Linked DNA regions of Homo sapiens: region 2 is linked to region 1. The links are chromatin loops, found by intact Hi-C in ENCODE. Cell type or tissue: B cell. All regions are shown on one strand. Links, peaks and the distances in the headings refer to the core of each region. The heading gives the core; the rest is flanking DNA.

What was found. Hi-C counts contacts between places; a loop is a spot of excess contacts. Peaks named below come from ENCODE experiments on the same cell type or tissue, not always from the same donor. Only the 100,000 strongest peaks of a DNase experiment are listed, where the experiment ranks them.
Region 2: it touches region 1 in a loop (3-fold over the local background); 1 of 110 quality-filtered maps calls a loop at or near these places.

Annotation. Positions count from the first base shown.
Region 1 is chr5:115,203,187-115,210,582 of GRCh38, reverse strand. It overlaps PGGT1B (protein geranylgeranyltransferase type I subunit beta), which reads left to right. Exons shown (of 9, transcript NM_005023.4): 9 at 1-6,571. Among named protein-coding and RNA genes, the nearest start is that of TRIM36, 37 kb to the right of the region's middle. RefSeq lists a silencer at 1,215-1,324. In B cell, for the core only: no CTCF peak of the experiment used is centred there; a DNase peak (open chromatin) is centred at 1,152; H3K27ac peaks cover 553 bases.
Region 2 is chr5:115,291,009-115,293,508 of GRCh38, reverse strand. All of the region lies in intron 1 of CCDC112 (coiled-coil domain containing 112), which reads left to right. Among named protein-coding and RNA genes, the nearest start is that of CCDC112, 4.4 kb to the left of the region's middle. In B cell, for the core only: no CTCF peak of the experiment used is centred there; no DNase peak of the experiment used is centred there.

The DNA of each region.
Region 1 (7,396 bases), core at 95-2,594:
TCATAAGGCTAAATATTTTCTAACTCCTGATAATTTAATACCATAAGATTATAAATTTTAGTATGCTTCTAATTGATACACTTGTGGGAGACTTTCTTGTGAAACTTTATGGACTAGTAAATGTTCACATTCCACAGCAACTGAATTGACCAGAAAATAGCAGCCCAGTGTGAATTGTGGAGAAACTATTTCTAACTTTTCTAAATAGTTATTTACAAGAAAAGCATTTATCGATTAAATAAATTATAAGCAATATTTCACATATACACTTTATTCCTTAACAGGAGCGATGTAATGAGGGAAAATACGAAGTCCGAAATCTCAAAAAGCTCTGTTACCTACTCTATACTTGTCTCCTTCCCGCCCCCTAATTTTGTGGCATTTTTTTTTTAGAAGGTAGGAGGAGGAGCTTTATTTTGAGCATCTGTGTACAAATGAGATTAATCAGATCATATGGCCTAATTTAACCTGTTTATCATTTCAGTGTTTTTAGATTTGATCTATAATATATATGTGTTATTAGATCTTTAGTTATTTATATTTAATCTAAATTCATATAGAAATCTTGCTGACAGTGGTATATAATTTGAAAACTGTTGGACCTGATCATTTTTGAGAGACAGTTAATGAGGAGGTGCTCTGGAATCAGATGACCTGGGTTTAAATCCCAGATTTGCCAGTTCAGCAGCATGATCTTGGACCCTAACTCTGCCGTGGATAAAATAAGGGTAAAACCTAACACACAGGGTTTAGGATTAAATGAGATAATACAGATAAAGCACTTAGGATAGTACCTGGAATACAGCAAATTTCAAATTATAGGTTCTTTATAATGATCATAAAATTATTTTTGTAATTAAAACCTCTCTTCTACAACAGAAAGAGGTCTTAACAGTTTAACCTCAGGGAAAATGATGACAACAGTGTTGTTTTCTAATCTCCCCATAAGAATACAGAGCAACTAGGATAGCCACAGACACTATTACAACGCTAGATGACAAGGTATCTCTATGAACTTCAAAATACAACTAAGTGAGGACAAACCACTGAACCACATAGTTTCAGTATCTGTGGGAGGAAGTAGAAGGAAGGCAGCTGGTTTCTGACAGCTCTGCAAATTGGAGAACTACAACACTGCCCACAGTTTCTCAACTACAAAGTGCAGCGGGCCAATCTAAGAACAGACACTGAAACTGGGAAGTGACTACAGAATCTCATTTGCAGATGAATGTTAAAGCAATATGATAAGGTCTGCTGATTGCATTAGAGCTGTCTGGGTTTTACGCTGTGTACCTCTTGAAGCTTATGAGACAAAGCCCAGCACTGAGGACAAACTTCTAGAATTAGAATCCAAATGGGCAGGATGGGTAAAATAGGACAAAGGAAAGAAGATCTAGATAAGTATTGGGAAGAAAGGCCAAGACACAGAGACATTATATATGTGTATTTTCATATATATATATATTCTTTTAAATCACTGTGAAAATGGGAGCTCTAAGGCTGTGAAGTCATCCTAGAGCCACTCCTTCCTCCTAAAAGTACAGAAAAACTCATTTCAGTTAAGGGGAAAAAAAGAGTAAGTGAGCCAGGATTACAGTCCAACTCCAGTCAAAGTTAGTATAAGAAATAAGAGAATAAATAGATCAACATCCTCACAGACAATGAAAGCACACCGGAAGGACATGACCACAAGACAGATAAAAACCTAATATTTGCCAAAAAATAAAATGCAAATATGACAGGAAATTTATATTAATTAGTACAGTTATCAATAAAAGTAGGAAAAGGGGAAAATTAACCAAGTACCAAACACTTGGAGTAAAAAGCAAAATAAAGCAGAAGGAAGGAATTAATAAAAGCAAAAAAGAATTACTAGTAGAAAACCAAAACAATAGAGGCAATAATAAATCCAAGTTGGTGATGGGTAGTGCGGGGAGTTGAGTCAGATAAACTACCAGCTAACCTATTTAAGAAAAAAAGGAGGAAGCACAAATACAAAAATTTAAATGACAAGGGGGAAATAGTAAAACAGGAAATTTGTTTAAATTGACTATTTTGAGCAATTTTACACAATAAATTCAAAAACTATTTTGAGAAAAATGCAAATTGCCAAAATTTACTCTAGGTAGATAAAGTCACAACAAACCAATTACCGTAGAAGAAACAAATAGTTAAAAGTACCCCTTACCAAAAGAAGCATCAAGCCCAGATTGTTTCAAGGGGATTTCTACCAAACCTTTTAAGATTAAATAATCCCATTCTTGCTTAAACAATTGCAGAGACTAGGAAAAGAATCTTGAACCTCAAAGTGCCAAAAAAAGAAAAAAAACAAATAAAGAAAAACTCCTGAATTCATTTTATAAAATGAATGTAATAGCATTGATTCAAAAACCTGACAAAGATGGTACCAAAAAGAAAATATAGAGCAATCTCATGAATATTAATAAAAAGTTTTAATGATAACATTAGCAAACAATCCAACAGCACTTTCAAAAGGTAATCATGACTAAGTTGGGTTTATTGTAAGAATGCAAGGGTAGTTCAATACTAGATAATCTGTTACTATTCATATTAAGAGTTAAAAAATATCTTCATCTTTGCAGAAAAGACATGATAGAATTGAGCACTCACTTATGTTAACTATACTAAGTAGAAATTGATGAATAATCTATTAACATTGTACCTCTACCTAAAAGCCAGCATCTTAAATTTCAAAGCAAAGGAGACTTTCCAGCTGAAGTCAGGAACAAGACATGCCCACTAACTCCTCTGCTACTTAACAATGTGTTGAGAGTTATAGCCAATGAAGTTAGACAAAATAAAGACGTGAATTGGAAAGGAAGAGGTAAAACTATTTGCAGATATGAATATGTATCTAGAAAGCCCAAAGGAACTTGTTGAAAAACTAAACAATAAAAGAACTTAGTAAAGTAGCTATTAAATACAATTTACATAAAAATATCAGTAGGCTTCACCAGACACAAGTGCATACTTTGATTCCATTTCGGTGAAGTTCAAAACAGACAGCATCTATGTATGGTGTCAGAAATCAGCACCCTCTTTCAGTCACTACCTCTCTTCCCAAAGGTAAGTGCTGTCAAAATTACCATCAATTAGTTTTGTCTGTTTTTGAATTTTATATGAGTGGAACCATATAGTATACATTATTTTTCAACTGGCTTTAACTCAGTAGGACTGAAAGAGGGTACAAGGGAGACTCTGCGGTGCTGGTAATGTTCTGTTTCATGATCTAGGTGCTGGTTACGTAGGTGCATTCACCTTATGAATATTTATCAAGCTGTATATGATTTGTGCACTTTTCTGTATGTATAATTATAGCTCAGTAAAAATGTTTACTAAAAAGAGTAACAAGACTATATATATATATATATATATATATATGTATGTATATGCAAACCTAAACTAGTTAGAAGATACTTGAAGAGAAGACCACCTTTGTGATAGCAAAAGTAAAAAGAAAACTTAATGTGTAAATTTAAGACACATCTAAAATCTGTATGAGGAAAACTAAAAAAACTCTTGAGAGGCAAAAATGTAGATTCCACCAAATGGAAAGATACATGATATTCTTAGATAGACAACATCAAAACATGTCTTTCCCCACTTAGGTTCATTTATAAATTCAGTGCCATTCCAATAAAAATTATATTGTTATTTGAGAGAACATACTAGAATAACCATGGAAACTGAAAAGAATTAGAGGGGACCAGCCATATCCGACACTAAAACATACTCTAAATCCTCCATGGCAGAAGCTATCAGAATTTTTTAAAGTGTGCACACTTTTTGGCCCAGATACTCTCTATCTATAGATTTAGCATAAAGAAACATGCAAATAGGCAATGATACATTTTCAAGGATCTCACAGCCACATTTTTGTAATTGTGAAAAATAAGACACATTATGATACATTTATGTAACTCAATACTATGCAACTGTTAAAGTATGGATATTGGAAGGCATTCGTAATGTTGAATAAATGAAAAGTTTTGTATTGGCACATAAATAGGAAGTCCAATGGAACAGAAGAGGAATTCCAGAAATAGACTCAGTGGCATTTAGAATACAGTAAAGGCAGCATCTCAAGTTAGTGAGAAAATGAACTTTTAAGTAAGTGCTATTGAGATTACTGGTGCTTAATTATTCAGATATTTACAATTTTAAAAAATATATAGCTTATTTCACTTTGAACCTTTTTTTAAAATGGTCATTTAGTTTTATAATTTAAAGAAAAATGATAGTTCTCTCCCCATCCCAGCCTATACTATACCCACAGCCTATACTTCCTGGAGGTAAACACCACTGTTGCATACATCTTTCAGACCTTTAATCTCTGTATATAGAGATATAGAAATAGAGAATATTCTTTAAATATCTGAACATTTAAGTATTACTCATCCCAATACAATATATACTTATACAAATAGATATATGTATGTATACTATACATAAAGATCTGAGGTACTAAATATTCCATGGTTTTTTTTCATTCAACAATGTATTATGAATGCCTTTCAATAGCCATACTTTAATAGTTGCATAGTATCACGTTGCATAAACATATTAGGTCAGTGCATAAGTAATTGCACTTTTTACCATTTTAATGGCAAATGAGGCACTGATTAATCAGTGCCTTATTTTTCACAACTACAAAAATATTGCTGTGAGATCCTTGAAAATGTATAATTGCCCATTTGCATGTTTCTTTAAATTTATAGATAAGGAATTACTGGGGCAAAAAGTGTGCACAATTTAAATTTGATGTTTTTGTTTTTGCCAAGCTGCTTTTTAAGAAGGTTGTACTAATGCACACTTTTATCTTGACACTAAGATTTTAAATATGATCAGAAAATGGGTTTCTGATAGTAAAACTGTCTACTTGTAATAATTGTGGCATTAGAAAAGACCTTTGTGGCTTCGTTCCTCAAACTCATTTACGAATTATAAATCTGAATTCCAAATATGAATTAACTCACACAAGATAAAGCTTTAACAGTTAGTAGCAGTACTGTAACTAGAGTGCATGTTTTCTGTCTCCAGAAATAACATTCTTTTTATGCCACATTTTTTTAACTGAGGTGATCATTCTCCACCCTCTTCTTTCCATGTTTTTCCATGTTTGTTCAAACTTTTCATTAAATATCTTGAGGCTCTAACTAAATTAAGGGTGGCCATTAAAATTGTATGTGGGATTCCCTGAACCAACTGGTAATGCACTACCAGCATATAAGGTGTCCTCATTAAAGCAGTTGGTGATTGGTACATGGGACCTCACTCATGTATGTTTGCATCTACTTGTGAGTCAAAAAGTTTTCTTAAAGTATAGGTGGGATCATGAAAGACATACAATTCACTGGAGAAATTGTGAAAAAGTAAAAGATTATGAATTTAGGCTCAAAGCCAATTTCCCTCTCATTTAATTCTACATGAGCAAGTCAAGGAGTTTGGTAGAGCTTTATGAAATCTCTAAAGATTGAAGGAAAACAATCACTAAAATCGATTTGATAAAGTGCAACTAAGTAGTATGCTAGCCTGTTAATGGATTTTCATCTTGTCATTTAAGTTTCAGCAATTGAGTACCACACTAGAACACCCACAAATGAGATTCTGTTACAGAGTATCTTTTTTCTACTACAGAACATACTGTAGACAGTTATTCAGTGGTTAACTTGTGGAAATAATCAGAAGATGCTTTTCACTTTTATGACTGGATATATTTTAATATTTATCATATTAAGAGAAACTTAGGTTACTTACAGCTCATAAACGTTGCTATGAACATCATTCATTTATTCACTTATTTATTTTTATGGTGTTCCTAGAAAGAATTTCCTGGACTAAAGGATTTATGCTTTAAAAATATTGGTAGTTACTGCCAAGAATTGCCATCCAGAAACAGTGTAGCCATTCATAAACTCAACAACAAGGTATGAGAGTGCCTGTTTCCTCATATCCTTTGTGACACCGGATTTTATCAAGCTTAAAGTTTTTTCATTCTAGGTGGGTGAAAATGGTATTCCGTTATTGATAATGTGTGGAAATCAAGTTCTAATAAGTTTGGGGGGAGGTTAATTCTTTATATGTGCTGTATGAATTAATGCCAACTGTATGCCTTTGAGAGTGAAATCAGAATAATGTCTCTCCACTAAAGCAGGACTTAGAGCACTAGTTTTCCAAATGTTGTCTACAGATGGAAACACTAGCATCACCTGGGTACTCGTTAGAAAGTGCAGATTCTCTGGCGGTACCTTAGACCTCCTGAATTAGAAACTCTGGGGGTAGGGTTAGACATTTGTGTTTTAAACAAGCCCTCCAAGTGGTTTCAATGCACATTCAAAGTTGAGAACCAATCACTGATAGAGAAAAAGCAGCTTGGGTAGAAACAGTTGATTATTTGCAAATTTATATTTTAAAAAGATAGGATTCTTAACAGTAAGCTCTTTATAATTCAACAATGTGATCTTTACTCCTACCCCCGAAAAACTAATATGATTTTAGTGTGTGGTAGCTGGATCGAAAACATAATAAATACTCAGATATGCAAAGAAAACGTTTTCTCAAATGGATTTCATTTTTATTTACCCATATCTTTGGCTATTAAGGGATGGGGGGAGGCTAAGGAAAAGGGCCATTTGAATGTGTTAGCTAACAATCTCAGTCTCTTCCGATTTCAGCAGTGTCTTTTTTTCCTGCTCCTTGCTGTCTGGGTATGTATGAGTCTTTGTGGGGCATGGGAGGGTCTCTGTTGCACACTGCTGCTCTGGTCTGGTCCCTGGACTGGTGCCTACTGAGGTGTCTGCTGCTAGTGTGGCCTTTTGAGGTGGGTTACTGTTTGCCTCTGATTTCAATTCTGTGGCCTCTTCACTCCGGTCCCAGGCCTCTTTCTATCCAACGGATCTTAGTGACTCCATGTCGGTATCCTCTGCTCTCCCCCACTTCCCCTCCCCATGCACATTTGCTATCTGGCAAATGCAGAAACTCTTAGATCTTGTTTATGCCCGAACACTGTCTCCTCTTCCTATAGCTACCTCCCTTCCCACCTTAATGCTACCTGGACACTCTGGATAGATAAGCCAAAAGTCTGATTCTTTTAGGACCGCACACAGCCTTTTCTAGGCTATGCCTGGAGAAGCAGGTCACAAGGCCACCCCACATTACCATGTCTAAATTTTAATTTTTAAGTTACAAATAAAACTAGCAAATTCTTATGTTCTATATTTTTAGGTTGGCAAATATATCTTCATAATGACAATTGAAAAAATAGCAAATCATATCAAATAACTGTGAATAGCACAAATTCAAAATTTACTGCATTTTCCACTCTAGGCCATGATTTGGCAGTGGCTGCTGCTGGGCTGGAGCAGAGTAGACAAAG
Region 2 (2,500 bases), core at 1-2,500, 83 kb before region 1:
CCAGAATGAATGTAGCCCTACTAACACCTTTGTTTTAATTAACATTATTTTTAATTGACAAATCTTAATTATATACATTTATGGGGTACAGTGTGATGTTCTGATATATGTATACAATGTGGAATGATTAAACCTGGCTAATAATTAACATATCTATCACCTCACTTATTTTTTTCTGGTGAAACATTTGAAATTTACTCTTATTTTGAGATACACAATACATTATTACTGAGTATAGTTAACCTACTGTGCAGTAGATCTCAAAACATTCCTCCTGTCTATCTGAAACTTTGCACCGTTTGACCAACTACCTATTTCCTTCCTTGCCCTCCCCACCAGCCTCTGGCAACTATTGTTCTACTCTGTGTTAGATTCCACGTGCAGTTTAAGTGAGATTATACAGGATTTGCATCTCTGTTTCACTTAGCGTAATGTCCTCCAGGTTCACACTTTGATTTTAGAGTAGACCTCCAGAACTATAAGTCAATAAATGTGTGTTGTTTAAGCCACTGCACTTATGGTGAGTTTGTTACAGCAGCAATAGGAGACACCAGGAAAGACCTAAGAAGCTCTCAGTCCTCATCCTTGTTTGTCTTTGAAACACTGTGCTGGCAGAAAGTAAATACTAAGATAGGGTTGTAAACTGCCTGCCTGCATGTAGGAGGTATGCTTCAGCATGCATACAGACCCCCTTTCCCAAAGGTAGCAAAGGCTAGGACACATAGTGGTTCAATGCATCTAAGGAAATCTCTGACCAATTATTGGCTGACAACTGAGCTAACCAATCAGAGATTTCACTGCCACACCTGACCAAGACTACAGATTTTACAGAATTAGTTTAAAGTGACCAAACAAACAGCAACAAAACAAACCCTGCTAAGGGGAGAGAATCTCATTTTTGGAGTTGTCCATTATATTATTTTATATGTCCAGTCTTTAACAAAGTTATGAGACACGGCAAGAAAGTATGGTTCACACATGGGGAAAACAGTAAAAAGGAACTGTCTCTGAGGAATACTGGCTATTGGACATACTAGGCAAAGACTTCAAAACAGTTATTTAAATATGTTCAAAGAACTAAAGGAAACCATATCTAAAGAACTAAGAGAAAGTGTGGGAATGAAATAGAAATCTTTAAAGAAATTAAACATTTAAAAAAGAATCAAGTAGAAATTCTGGAGTTAAAAAATGCAAGAACTCAAATGAAAACATCACTAGAGAGACTCAACACCAGATCTGAGCTGGCAGAAGAAAGTATCAACAAACCTGAAGATAGGTCAATTCACATTATCCAGACTGAAGAACAGAGGCAAGAAAAGAATGAAGAAAAATGAACAGAGTCTGAGATCTGTGAGATACCGTTAGGCATACTACCATGTGCATAATGAGAGTCCCAGAAAGAAAGGAAAGGAGAAAAAAGGAGGAAAACCGATATTTGAAGAATAATAGAAGACGTCCCAAATTTGATGAAAAACATTAACCTACATATGGATGGAGCTCAATGAACTCTAAGTAGAATAAACTCACAGAAATTCATATCTAGACACATCGTAATAAACCTGCCAATAAATATGGACAAAAAGTCTTGAAAGCACCAAGAAAGAAACAGTTCATTACATATAAGGAATTCCTCAATAAGATTAACAGCTGTTTTCACATCAGAAACCATGGACACCAAAAGGCAGAGGGATGACATAAAATAGAAAAAGACTGCCAGCCAGTTGTTCTTTGTACAGCAAAATTATTCTGTAAGATTGAAGAAGAATTTAAGACATACTGAGGCAAACAAAAGCCAAAATAACTTAGCATAATTGCCCTACATTAAAAGGAGTCCTTCAAGCTAAAATAGAAGGACACTAGACAGTAACTTGAATCCACATGAAGAATAATGTGAATAGAGTACTGCAAATATATAGGTAAATATGAAAGTCAGCATAAATGTATTTTTGTTTTTAACAAATGTTTTTCAGAAAATAGAGGAGGAAGGAACATTTTTAATGAACATTTCTCATTCTGTAAGGCCATTATTACCCTGATACCAAAATCAAACAAAAAACATCACAAGAAAGAAAAATACAGAATAGTATCTGTTATAAATACAGATGTAAAAATACTCAACAAAATACTAGCAAACATATCTAAAAACATGAAAAGGATTATACACCATGATCAATTGCAGTTTATTCCAGACATGCAGTGTTGGTTTAATATATGAAAATCAATTAATATAATACTACATATTAATAGAATAAAGGGCAAAACCGCATAATCATCCCAATAGAAGCAGAAAAGCAATTGACAAAATCCAACACCCTTTCATGAAGATAGGTCAATTCAGATTATCCAGTCAACAAACTGTCAATAGAAGAGAACTTTCTCAACCTGATAGAGGCATCATTAAGTAACGTATTACTTAATGATCAAATATGGAAAGCTGTTTCCGTATGATCAGGAACAAGGCAAAATTGTCCACTCTTACCACTTTACTCACTGAAAGTTC